4 separate regions of the Homo sapiens genome follow, and all the other regions are linked to region 1. The links are chromatin contacts, found by Hi-C or POLR2A ChIA-PET in ENCODE. All regions are on one chromosome and are shown on one strand. The core of a region is the stretch at or near the end of the contact, and the rest is flanking DNA. Distances in the headings are between cores, read along the strand shown.

Region 1 (3,047 bases), core at 521-3,020:
AACAGTATTGTACTATAAATCTTGTTGTTTCTTTTTTCACTCAACATTCTGTCTTTGAGAGATCCAGCCATGTTGCCGTATATAGATCTAATTCATTCTAGTGGTCCATCTAAAACATATATCACATTTTTCTTATCCACTCCCCTGATGATGGATCCCTAGGTCTCCTCTCTGCTCCGCGACAAGGCTGCAATGGGCAGTTACCTACACCTCTCTTGAGGGATGCCTAATTTAGGGGAGAGAAAACTGAAGCTCAGAGAGGGGCAGTGATTTGGTTAAGGTTACAAAATGAGGGGCACACCCATGATGTGAATCCCAGCACCAAAGCCAGCCCTCCACCACCATGCCTCACAAAAGACCATCCATCTCTGGTTTAAAAAGAAAAATCTTAAAATACAGCATACACTGGGGAAAGGGAGAGGAAAGGATGGAAAGGGGGAGAAATGAAGAGACAGAAAGTGCTAGAAAATTCTAGCAGATGAGCTGAATCACAATCATTTTTATGACGCAGAGGAAGTTACTTTTTTGTGTGTGTGATTATTATTTGTAGAGCCATTTTGCGGAGATGGAAAACGCCACGTCAAAACCTGGCCCCCAAACCAAACACCCTGGGTGCCTAAATTGCAGGCGCAGGCGGTAGGGCAGCCCGAGCCCCCGAGGAGCTACAGCAGAGTTCACCCAGGGGGCAAACGTGGGGGGTGGGGGAAGGGGCAGAAGTGGAAGGTAGGAAAAGAGGCAGAAGCGGGGGGGCGGGGGGCAGGGGTTGTGTGAGGGAAGGGGCAGAAGTTGGGGGATAGGGGAAGGGCAGAAGCGGAGGGCGGGAGGGTGAGGGAAGGGGCAGAAGTGGGGTTGGGGGGTGAAGGAAGGGGCAGAAGTTGGGGGATAGGGGAAGGGGCAGAAGTGGGGGTGAGGGAAGAGACAGTTGGGGGATGGGGGTCAGAAGCAGGGAATGCGGGAAGGGGCAGAAGGGGGGGTGAGGGAAGGGGCAGAAGCGGGGGAGGAAGGGGCAGAAGCGGGGGGTGAAGGGGCAGAAGCGGGGGTGGGGTGGGGGAAGGGGCCGAAGCGGGGGATGGGGGAAGGGGCAGAAACGGGGGGTGGGGGAAGGGACAGAAACGGGGAGTGGAGGAAGGGGCAGAAGCGGGGATGGAAAAAGGGGCAGCAGTGGGGGATGGGAGAAGGGGCAGAAGCGGGGGTGGGAGAAGGGGCAGGAGCTGGGATGGGGGAAGGGGCAGGACCCGGGATGGGGGAAGGGGCAGAAGCGGGGGTGGGGGAAGGAGCTGAAGGAAATGGGGGAAGGGGCAGATTTTAAAAGTGCGTAGTTGCTGAGGGGAGGGGGGCGGGGGGAACGATAACGAGGCTCTTCCAATTTCATGTGAGCACATCCTGCTCAGCGCCTGCGTTTGTTTTTCGTCTCGTTTTTTGGTCTTCAGAACCACTGGTACTTTTCCCATTGGATAAAACGCTGAGAGGGTGAGGGAGAGGGGCTTCTTCCCCAGCTTTCCTCGCAGCCAATCGCCCTGCAGTTTCCCTCCCGTCGCTGAGGGAGTCAGCCCGTTGATTGGCGGGCCCGAGGGGAGCCAATCGGAAACTGATGATGTGTGGTGTTGGCAAGCGGATTGCGTGAGAGCGGGCAGGGGTCGCGGGAGCGCGATCGCCGCCGCGGCGGCCGGCAGCCAATGGCCAGGCCGAGCGGACCCCTGCGTCAGGAGTGGGCGGGGCTTCGGCGATTGGCGCGGAGGGAGTAGAGCGGGCGCTGTGGGAGGGAACGCCAGAGCGAGGTGGTGAGGAGAGCTGGTTGCGTGAGTCTCCTCAGCTCTGCTTACCGGTGCGACTAGCGGCAGCGACGCGGCTAAAAGCGAAGGGGCGAGTGCGAGTCCCCTGAGCTGTACGAACGCGGTCGCCATGGACCGCCCAGATGAGGGGCCTCCGGCCAAGACCCGCCGCCTGAGCAGCTCCGAGTCTCCACAGCGCGACCCGCCCCCGCCGCCGCCGCCGCCGCCGCTCCTCCGACTGCCGCTGCCTCCACCCCAGCAGCGCCCGAGGCTCCAGGAGGAAACGGAGGCGGCACAGGTGCTGGCCGATATGAGGGGGGTGGGACTGGGCCCCGCGCTGCCCCCGCCGCCTCCCTATGTCATTCTCGAGGAGGGGGGGATCCGCGCATACTTCACGCTCGGTGCTGAGTGTCCCGGCTGGGATTCTACCATCGAGTCGGGGTATGGGGAGGCGCCCCCGCCCACGGAGAGCCTGGAAGCACTCCCCACTCCTGAGGCCTCGGGGGGGAGCCTGGAAATCGATTTTCAGGTTGTACAGTCGAGCAGTTTTGGTGGAGAGGGGGCCCTAGAAACCTGTAGCGCAGTGGGGTGGGCGCCCCAGAGGTTAGTTGACCCGAAGAGCAAGGAAGAGGCGATCATCATAGTGGAGGATGAGGATGAGGATGAGCGGGAGAGTATGAGGAGCAGCAGGAGGCGGCGGCGGCGGCGGAGGAGGAAGCAGAGGAAGGTGAAGAGGGAAAGCAGAGAGAGAAATGCCGAGAGGATGGAGAGCATCCTGCAGGCACTGGAGGATATTCAGCTGGATCTGGAGGCAGTGAACATCAAGGCAGGCAAAGCCTTCCTGCGTCTCAAGCGCAAGTTCATCCAGATGCGAAGACCCTTCCTGGAGCGCAGAGACCTCATCATCCAGCATATCCCAGGCTTCTGGGTCAAAGCAGTATCCTTCTAATCGATACTCCGTAGGTCAGAAGCCCGTGACAGGAAAGGGGAAGGTGGGGGAGGGACAGAAAAGGTAAAGCGGGTGGAGGAGAGCCAGAGGTGGGCATGATCCCCCTATCGGAAGACGGACTAGACTGGGTGGAAGAGGGATGGAAGGAGGAGGGCAAAACAGCAGAGAAGCTGGACTGGAGATGATGAAGGGTGGTGGAGGGGGGGCGGACATAAAAACTGGACCACAGATGGGAAAGGGGGAAGAGGAGGAACATAGCATTAAAAAAAGGATCACAGATGATAAAAAGGGGGAGGGTAGTAAAGGGGCACACAGCAAAAAAATTG
Region 2 (3,046 bases), core at 51-2,550, 5.4 Mb before region 1:
ACAATGGTGACCAATAGGCAGCCCCATTCCTCCTAGTATACCTCATATCATGACCCTCTGAGACTCTCATGTCACCATACACTGAAAAGGCTTTTTAGTGCATAAGTTAATTTTCGGCTCTGGGTCAGACTGCCTGGGTTTGGATCTGGGCTCTATCCTTTATAGATGTGTGACTTTGGCAAGTAAATAACCTGTTTGGGACTCAGTTTCCCCATTTATAAAATACAGATGACAGTATTACCTTGTAGAGTCATTAGGATTAAATGAGCGTTTACTACAAAGCATCTAGAATAATGCTTATCAAATGGTAAACTCTCTATATACATGTTAGTTATAATTACTATTATTATACTCCCAATACTGAACTCCAATCATAATGTCCCATCCTCACCCTAGAAAAATCCTCCATCCCTTTTAGGATGCTCATAGGCCTAGTTCTGAACACCTTATTTCCTGCTTAGATTAACAAAGATTGCAATAATATTTCTTCATACTCATTGAACCTCTACTATGTTTCAGGCATCCATGCTAAATTCTTGACAAAGATGGGACACATCAAAAACTCAAAACCACTGCATGGGGAAGGTTCCAGAAAACTCCCCATTTCACAGAAGAGTAAAGTTTATAGGGCACAGAAAGGCGAGGTAGGACGTATTCACAAGGATGAAGAATGGCCGAGCCAGGATTCGAACCCGAGAACTGTGGCTCCAGAAAACAAGCCTTAATCTGTTAAACATCGGAGGCCGCGCATGCGCTGACACGCCCCTGCTATGAACGCCACGTCCCAGCCAAACTGCACCCCGGATGTCGTCCCCACTTCTCGCTCCAAGGAGCGCGGGGCCGGACTCTGAACGCCTCGCCCGCCAATTCAAAGGGTTGGCCCTAACTTTGAACGCCCCACCCACCACGTGGAATGTTCCAAACGCCCCGCCCCCCGCACTGTCACTCACCGCAAGTCCCGCTGCAGCACGTCACTGATGAAGGTCTCGTAGCGCAGCACTTTCTCCCCCGTGGCCTCCACCGCCCGCCGCTTAGGGGGCGTCGCCATGATGGGCTCCTGGGGAGTGGGGAGGGGGAAGACCATGTTGACCGATCCAGTTTGGCCTCACACACAGTTCATCTCTACCCTCTCAACGCTGGGAATCGGCTTGTCCGGCTCAAGCTGGAGGTTCAGCCTTCCGCCCCTCCCAACTCGGGGACCCGACCACCCAGGGACACCCAAGCGCGGCCTTTACCTCAGGCCGCCAGCAATAAGAACGGTTGGTAGGAACCGCGGCTTCCGGGTGGCGCGGGTGAATGACGTAAGTGGCAAGCGCGCTGGCCAACCAAATAGCCAGTTGGGGAGGGGCGGGCCTGAGTGGAAGAAGACGGGCCAAAGGGGAGAAGAGAAGGGCAGGGCTTCACGGAATCCGAGGAGATCAAAGAAGACTAGGGCGTGCGAGCAGGGGCCGTCTGGCAATAAACCGGCCAATGGGGGACTGCAAAAGCGGCGCCTGGAGCCTATGGAGACCGTGTGTGGCTGGTGGGGGTGGGATTTAATGGGATTTGGCGGGTTCTAAGGTAGGCGCGACGCACAGGTGGAGGTAGAGGAAGTGAAGAGTTTAATATTTAAAAGGACCTAAAAATTGACTATGGTTCTGGTCTATAAGGAAGATCCCGTGTGATCTGTCGGCCTGGATATTGATTTTTCACACGGGAGGTTTGGATTTCACTCCTGGCAATGGGACTGAGTATAAGCATTTAAAAGGTTTTAAACAGAGACAGGTTTTCTAAAATTCATCTTTGATAACTCCAGCTCTGCACTCGCAACCCATAAGTGAGGCTCAAGTGGAAATTGACAACACTCTCTGTCTAATCACCTCGTTTGATAGTCAAATGGAGAGGGTGGCTGAAGTCCTCTGCCGAAGATTGGCCATCTTGTAGTTAGGCATAGTTCCCATGTTTTTATTTAAATGGTAAGGTTTTTGTGAATTTATTCTTATGCACTAGAGTGACTGAGTGAATTTATTTTTCAGGTTAGATTTTCAAACAAGAACTTATAACCCAGCAAGAATGGGCCTTTGCCTGGAGAAGAATCCAGACCATGGGATGAATCCCCAAATGCTATTTCCATCTGTAGAGCCTAGAGCACCCACCCCTACCAAGGAAGTCTTCCCAGATAATTTGTGTTTCATATGTAAAAGCAAGTTTTTTTTTTCAAATGCTCAAAACCCAAGCAAGTTAAGCCCTTCCTTCCTTCCTTCCTTCCTTTCTTTTCTCTCTCTCTCTCTTTCTTTCTCTCTCTCTCTCTTTCTTTCTTTTTTTTCTTTTTTAGACAGGGTCTGTGTCCCCTAGGCTGGAGTGCAGTGGTATGATCATGACTCATTGCAGCCTCAACCTCCCAGGCTCAAGTGATCCTCCCGCTTCAGCCTCTGGAGTACCTGGGACTACTGGCATACACCACCACGCCCATCTAATTTTTAAAAAAGTTTTTGTAGAGACAGAGTCTCACTATGTTGCCCAGGCTGGTCTCAAACTCCTAGGCTTAAGTGATTTGCCCACCTCGGCCTCCCAAAATGCCGAGATTATAGGCATGAGCCAGCACACCTGGCCAAGTTAAGCTTTTCTTTGCCCTTAGAACGAGATAATTGTAAAATGAAAACATTGAGATTAGTTTTTTTGGTCTGTAAATCTCATGTTACATATAGTTTAAATTACATTGAGTGTGATTGGAATAGATACTAGGTAGAAAAATATTATCTAGTTAATCTATACCACTTTCCTGTGAAAAGAGAGAAAAGAAGACACATATTTATTTAACAGAGAACACAATTCTGATGGGCTGGAGATGAGTCTGTGTAAGTCTATTAACTTATATTTCACAAAAAAGAATTTTTTACTTAAAAATGTATTTCCAACTTTATTTTTACATTTCAAACCTACAGAAAAGTTGACAGTGAACACTCATATACCCTGCACTTAAGTTCGCCAGTTGTTTTATTTTGAATTTTTAAAATTTTTTTAGAGGCAGGGTCTTGCTCTCTTGCCTAGGCTAGAATGCAGTGGT
Region 3 (2,876 bases), core at 179-2,678, 5.0 Mb before region 1:
AAATCTTCATATTTAAAGCCATAAAATGAAAAGAGAAGCCAAAAGCTGGAAGGAGATATTTGCAAAACACATACCACTACTAAAGGAGTGGTATCAGAATATATAAAAACAATTCCTGGCCGGGCACGGTGGCTCACACCTGTAATCCCAGCACTTTGGGAGGCCGAGGTGGGTGTATCACCTGAGGTCAAGAGTTCGGGACCAGCCTGGCCAACATGGCGAAACCCTGTCTCTACTACAAATACAAAAAAATCAGCCAGGCGTGGTGGCAGGCGCCTGTAATTCCAGCTACTCGGGAGGCTGAGGTAGGATAATTGCTAGAACCCAGGAGGTGGAGGTTGCAGTGAACCATGATTTCTCCACTGCACTCCAGCCTGGGCGACAGAGTGAGACTTCGTCTAAAAAAAAAAAAAAAAAAAAAAATTCCTACAAATCATTAAGAAAAGGGCAGAGAGTCCAACAGAAAAATGAACAAAAGACAGGCCCCTCACAAAAGAAGATCTCCAAGTGATGAATCCATATAAGAAAATGTGCTCAAACTTATTGGTCATGAGGGAAATACAAATCAAACCACCAAGTTGGACTTCTCCATCGGAATGTGGACACCACAGGAGCAGAGATTTTTGTTCATTCATGCACATATGATTGATCTGAAAAAGCCACCCATCATGGACCCCACAGAATGTCAACACTGACCCCACACACACTCCCATTCTTGTCCTCATAGACCCTCATCCCTCACCCCAGATCCCCCTATCCACTCACCCCACGGATCAGCATCCCTCACCCTACAGACCACCCATCACTCACCCCAGACTCCCTTCACCCATCCCATAGAAGCCCCATCACTCACCCTTACAGACATCATCAAACACCGCACAGATCCCCCATCACCCCACAAACTCCCATTTGCATAACCCACATACTGTTACCCCTGGTCCCACAGGCTCCCCTATCACTGTTCTCCACGTCACTCAATCCCCTCCTCAGGCCCTCCACTTGTCTCCATCCGTCACTGATCACATAGACCCGCAGCACTCAGCCAGGCCCCTCACCCCGGCTCTGCTCTCAAGCCGGGCTTGGCTCCCCGCCTGCCCAAATGCGTTCAACATCCCCCGAAAGGCCATTTCCCTTCCAGTCTTCCCGGAGAGATGTCAGGGTGACGAGGGAGCTTATCTTTCGGTGGCTCCGAAACAGCCACGAAGCCGAGCTCTACCAGTAACAAAAATGGCGTCATTCCGCCAGCGCCAGGACCTCTGTCGCTGGCCGTGGTCTCGCACTGCTTCTGGAGGCTCCCATTCCAGCCAGAGGAGAGGTGCGTTTGGGGGCCCGGGGGAGTCCTCGTGATATCTCCGAGTTTGGGTATTCGGAATTGATCCTACGAAAGCAGTGTGAGGCTTGGAAGGGCCGCGACTTGTCCGGGTGAGTGGGCGTTCCCGGCCACCAGAAGAGGCACGGCCTGAGCAAAGGCGTGGCGACATGGCAGGGTGGGAAACGGGGAAAGTGGGAAGGCTGGACAGAGCACCCCCCGGGAGATTCCTCCGCAGAAGCGAATTCCTAAAACGTCTGGAGAAAGGGAAGAGACCTTTGACATCATGCAGCCTTTCAGGGGGCTCACACATACCCGCCCACTTCTCCCCACCTGGCCTCGGCGCCCTGCCGCCTTCCTATTGTTCCTGCTTGGCGTCAGGACCCGCCCCCATCTGTCACTCACTGCCCACCGGTCCTCCATTGGCTCCTTTGAACACGGAAGGGCCCACCTTCACCTGTCATTTACAGCCTGGACTTCTGCCTGCCCTAGTTCAAGTAGGCTTATATGGCCTTTTGCAGCCCGTATCAAAACTAAAAGAGTTCATAGAGTCAGAGGTTCGAGGTAAAACCTAAGGGACATTGGTTTTAGACGACTTAACAAAGGGCTGGATTGGAAGTCAGCCCGGAACAGGATTGCAGAGTTAACAAAGGTTCATGTTCGATACAAAACGGGAACTCTGATGGTTACAATAGTTAAGAAAGTCCTAGGATTCAAGACCTCTATCAGGGTGTATGGATGGAGAAAACATTAACAAATATCCTGCTTGAAGATCAAATCAGAGGGGCACTGGTGGTGCAATAGTAACCCAATTCCAAAGTTATTTCAGAGAGGCCTTAAATGGAAGGTTAACTTAGACCCAAATCTGAGCCAAGACCAGAGACCCATTAAAGTCACGTGATGTGGTTAACAGAGCCCCGGAATTCACAGCCTATACCAAAGGGGTAATGATGGTGGAAGAATTAATCAAGGTCTGACTTCAAAGTCAAACCAAATGGCATTCATGATAAAAATGTTAACTGAGGGCTGGGCACAGTGGCTAACACTTGCAATCTCAGAACTTTGGGAGGCCAAGGCGGGAGGATCACTTGAGGCCAGGAGTTAGAGACCAGCCTGGCCAACATGGCAAAACCCTATCTCTACTAAAAATACAAAATTTAGCCAGATGTGGTGGCACATGCCTGTAGTCTCAGCTGCTTGGGAGGCTGAGGCATGAGAATCGCTTGAACCTGGGAGGTGGAGGTTGCAGTGGGCCAAGACTGTGACACTGCACTCCAACCTGGGGGAGAGACAAAACTCTGTCTCAAAAAATAAAAATAAGAAAAAAATGTTAACTGAGGGCCGGGCACAGTGGCTGACACCTGTAATCCCAGGACTTTGGGAGGCTGAGGCGGGAGGATCATGTGAGCCCAGGAGATCAAGACCAGTCTGGGCAACATAGTGAGACTCCATCTCTATAAAAATAAATGTTAACTGAGGATTGGGGTTGGTGGATACAGGAGAAGGGGCACAAGTAGCTAAAAAGTTAGTACAGCCTTGATTTTCTGTACATACCAAAGGATCATAG
Region 4 (2,873 bases), core at 14-2,513, 5.8 Mb before region 1:
GGGCTGGAATCACAGTAATAAAGACACAATCCCTGCCCCGCAGAGATTAACTGAAAATAGGTAAATTATGAAATTGTGAGGGGGAAGGGAGGTTCGAAATTAAAGTCATCATCAACGGGGCTGGCAGCCCCAGCAGAGGAAAGAATAGCATAGCCTAGAGCAGTGGTTCTCAACCAGAGACATTTTTCCCCCAAAGGACATTTGGTAATGTCTGGAGATACTTGGTTGTCCTGAGGGGTACTACTTGGTATCTAGTAGGTAGAGGCCAGGGATGCTGCTACATATCCTGCAATGCCCACAACAAAGAAATGACAGTGCTGAGGTTGAGAGACCCTGGCCTAGTCCAAGGGTTCTCAAACTTTGGGTCTCGGGATTCCTTTATGTTCTTAAAAGTTTAAGATATTCAAAAGAGTTTTTGCTTATGTCATATAGCCTCTGGATTCAGAAGCCTCTGGATAATCACACTGTACACCCCTGAGAGAATGAGAGTGAAAAAGTATTGTGAAAATAGTTTTCATTTTGTGAAACCCCAAGAGGATTTTTGGACCGGTAGACAGGCTGGGACCACTGGGACCACACGGTTGGAGAATGTTTGGCCTGGTGTTTAAGGTCACAGCTCTGAAACCAGATTTCTCAAGTCTAAACTGCAGCTCCACCACTAATTAGCTGAGGGACGTTTCTGGTACTCAGCGTCCCCATTGTTACCCATGGGTGACAAGGACAGTACCTGCTGCCTGAGGCTACTATTTTAGTCCAATAAAGCACTTAAACTGGGCGGACAGCTAGTTTAGTTATGATTGCTATGACTCCAACAAACATAGGGCCTGGGGCTAACTTGTCTTCAACACCTTGTCTAGTGAATAAATCTAGTTCAGGAAGAGAAACAACAGCCCGCAGGCCTCGGTGGGTCTCTGGAGGTGGAAACCTCTTTTGCATTGGGTTTTGATGGTACAATGAAGGGCATTCTGATCAGGCTAACAAAAACACTGCTCCCAGGGTAGGAGTCCTAGCCCACCTCGGGAACCTCAGCCTCCACTTTCCATGCCACCTGTGCCCTAAGTCTACAGGGCGTTAGGACCCCACAAGGCACTTTTGTCTTTCTTGGTTCCCACTGAAGATTTTACCCCACCTAGCCCTTCGACGCGTCTGTGCACGGGGCCATTTCCAATATGGCAGTAGCCCCGCGACTGTTTGGGGGGCTCTGCTTCCGTTTCCGGGACCAGAATCCGGAAGTGGCTGTTGAGGGGCGTCTTCCAATCTCGCACAGCTGCGTTGGCTGTAGAAGAGAACGGACGGCGATGGCGACGGTCGCAGCAAATCCAGCTGCTGCTGCGGCGGCTGTGGCGGCGGCAGCGGCGGTGACTGAGGATAGAGAGCCACAGCACGAGGAGCTGCCAGGCCTGGACAGCCAGTGGCGCCAGATAGAAAACGGCGAGAGTGGGCGAGAACGTCCACTGCGGGCCGGCGAAAGCTGGTGAGGCTGGGCTGCGGTGGAGCCTCGGCAGAGGGAACGGTGGGGGCATTGACAACCGCTGGGGATTCGGCGGCCGAGGGCCGCGGGAAAGCTGCTGCGGGGTGCGGGGGCGGGGGAGTGGCCGGCGGGACAGCGGGCTAAAGGGGCGGGGAAGTGCCTTTGAATGAATCGCAACGTCTGGAAAAGGGGCGGGGCCTGTGTGGTGCAGTCTGACGCCTGAGAACAAAATGGGGTTTGTTGTGATGAGACCAGTTTCGGTCCTGGAGGTGGGGCCGGGCCTGCGTAGTGAAACTGCGTAGGAACCTGGGAAGAAGGTGGGTTCTGCTACATAAGGCGGGGGCGCGGCCTGCGCTGCGTAATGCAACTTTTGGGGGCGAGGAGCGGTTTCCGATTGCTCCGGGGCGGCTGGGAACGAGGCGAGCTTTGTGACGTCAGCAGAAGAGCGGGATGGAGCCGAACGGTCCGAGGGAGGGAGCGGGGACCTCCGTGGGGGAGGGGGGAGGAGCCTGGAGCCTGGGAACGAGGTTAGGTTGGTGACGTGAGCTGAGGGGCGTGCTCTGAGGCCGAGGGACGACAGTGGAGGGGAGGTGGTGCCTATGAGGCAGAAAATGGCGCCTGCGAATAAGCAAAGTTTATGACGCGCCGTGGTTTTTGATTCTGGCGGAAGCCTTCCCGAGTCGAGAGAACGTGCAGGTGATTAGCACCGGAGGGGCCTTCCATGTTTAATTGGTTTTCTGTGTTGGTACTGTTTTGTTTTTAGAATCAAGAAAAAGTCGTTTTTTTAAAAAATAGAATTTTGATAAATCGGCTTGTTTTACTGATTTCTTGCTAAACAGTCCTTCTTGAAATTTACTGCTTCTGAGTTCATTTTATTTCTCGCCGAGTTGCATCTCGTTTTTTAATTGTGAAATACGTAAGACTTAAAAAGATTATATAAAACATTTACGCAGCCCAGATTGACGGACATCCTGTTAAAATAAACGGCCTACACTCTTCAAAAATGTCAGGATCATGAAAGACAAAGGCTGAAGAACTGTTCCAAATTGAAGGAATTAATGCAATTTAACGAGTCATGATAACTAAATGCAACATGTGATCCTCGATTGGATCCTGGAACAGAAAAAAAAATTATTTTAAAAATCAATTTTTTATCATAAGATTATTTTTGTCTCTTTTACTGTAAAAGGCAATGGAAACGTCGGTGAAATTTTATTAAAGTGGGTAGATACTAGTACTACTAATAATTGTGATCATTGTGGCTGTGAAAAATAATATCCTTGTTTATAGGAAATACTGAAAAATTTAGGGATAAGAACGCATCGTGTAAGCAGTTTATTCTCAAATGCCTGAAAAATTAGCATATATAAATTTATATATGGCGAGGGGAAATAAAATTGGG

What was found. A loop is a pair of places that touch in the nucleus more often than their neighbours do. ChIA-PET counts read pairs that join two places held with the same protein, here RNA polymerase II (POLR2A). Pooled maps may share reads with other maps.
Region 2: a map of ascending aorta shows a loop between it and region 1 (7-fold over the local background). The contact joins the promoter of UXT here to the promoter of TSPYL2 in region 1. A Hi-C loop is called at or near these places in 1 of 168 maps with a recorded cell type or tissue (ascending aorta) and 14 of 50 pooled maps. POLR2A ChIA-PET finds 5 or more read pairs at or near these places in 1 of 52 experiments (T-cell).
Region 3: a loop to region 1 is called in a pooled map, with 7 times the contacts of the local background. The contact joins the promoter of ZNF630 here to the promoter of TSPYL2 in region 1. A Hi-C loop is called at or near these places in 2 of 50 pooled maps.
Region 4: a map of B cell shows a loop between it and region 1 (31-fold over the local background). The contact joins the promoter of USP11 here to the promoter of TSPYL2 in region 1. A Hi-C loop is called at or near these places in 1 of 168 maps with a recorded cell type or tissue (B cell) and 5 of 50 pooled maps. POLR2A ChIA-PET finds 5 or more read pairs at or near these places in 1 of 52 experiments (activated CD4-positive, alpha-beta T cell).

Annotation. Positions count from the first base shown.
Region 1 is chrX:53,080,597-53,083,643 of GRCh38, forward strand. TSPYL2 (TSPY like 2) reads left to right here and starts at 1,771. Exons shown (of 7, transcript NM_022117.4): 1 at 1,771-2,709. The coding sequence starts at 1,903. GPR173 (G protein-coupled receptor 173) reads left to right here. Exons shown (of 2, transcript NM_018969.6): 2 at 1-19. RefSeq lists silencers at 1,636-1,745, 2,016-2,065, 2,096-2,145.
Region 2 is chrX:47,657,880-47,660,925 of GRCh38, forward strand. It overlaps UXT (ubiquitously expressed prefoldin like chaperone), which reads right to left and starts at 1,301. Exons shown (of 7, transcript NM_004182.4): 1 at 1,236-1,301; 2 at 951-1,057. The coding sequence starts at 1,048. UXT-AS1 (UXT antisense RNA 1) reads left to right here and starts at 954. Exons shown (of 2, transcript NR_028119.1): 1 at 954-1,301; 2 at 2,016-2,232. RefSeq lists enhancers at 645-1,148, 1,133-1,392, 1,149-1,650 and silencers at 873-952, 1,231-1,570.
Region 3 is chrX:48,070,212-48,073,087 of GRCh38, forward strand. ZNF630 (zinc finger protein 630) reads right to left here and starts at 1,429. Exons shown (of 5, transcript NM_001282201.2): 1 at 1,056-1,429. RefSeq lists an enhancer at 1,400-1,659 and a silencer at 1,571-1,767.
Region 4 is chrX:47,231,746-47,234,618 of GRCh38, forward strand. It overlaps USP11 (ubiquitin specific peptidase 11), which reads left to right and starts at 1,264. Exons shown (of 21, transcript NM_001371072.1): 1 at 1,264-1,474. The coding sequence starts at 1,299. RefSeq lists a cis regulatory region at 919-2,141 and enhancers at 1,144-1,193, 1,619-2,202.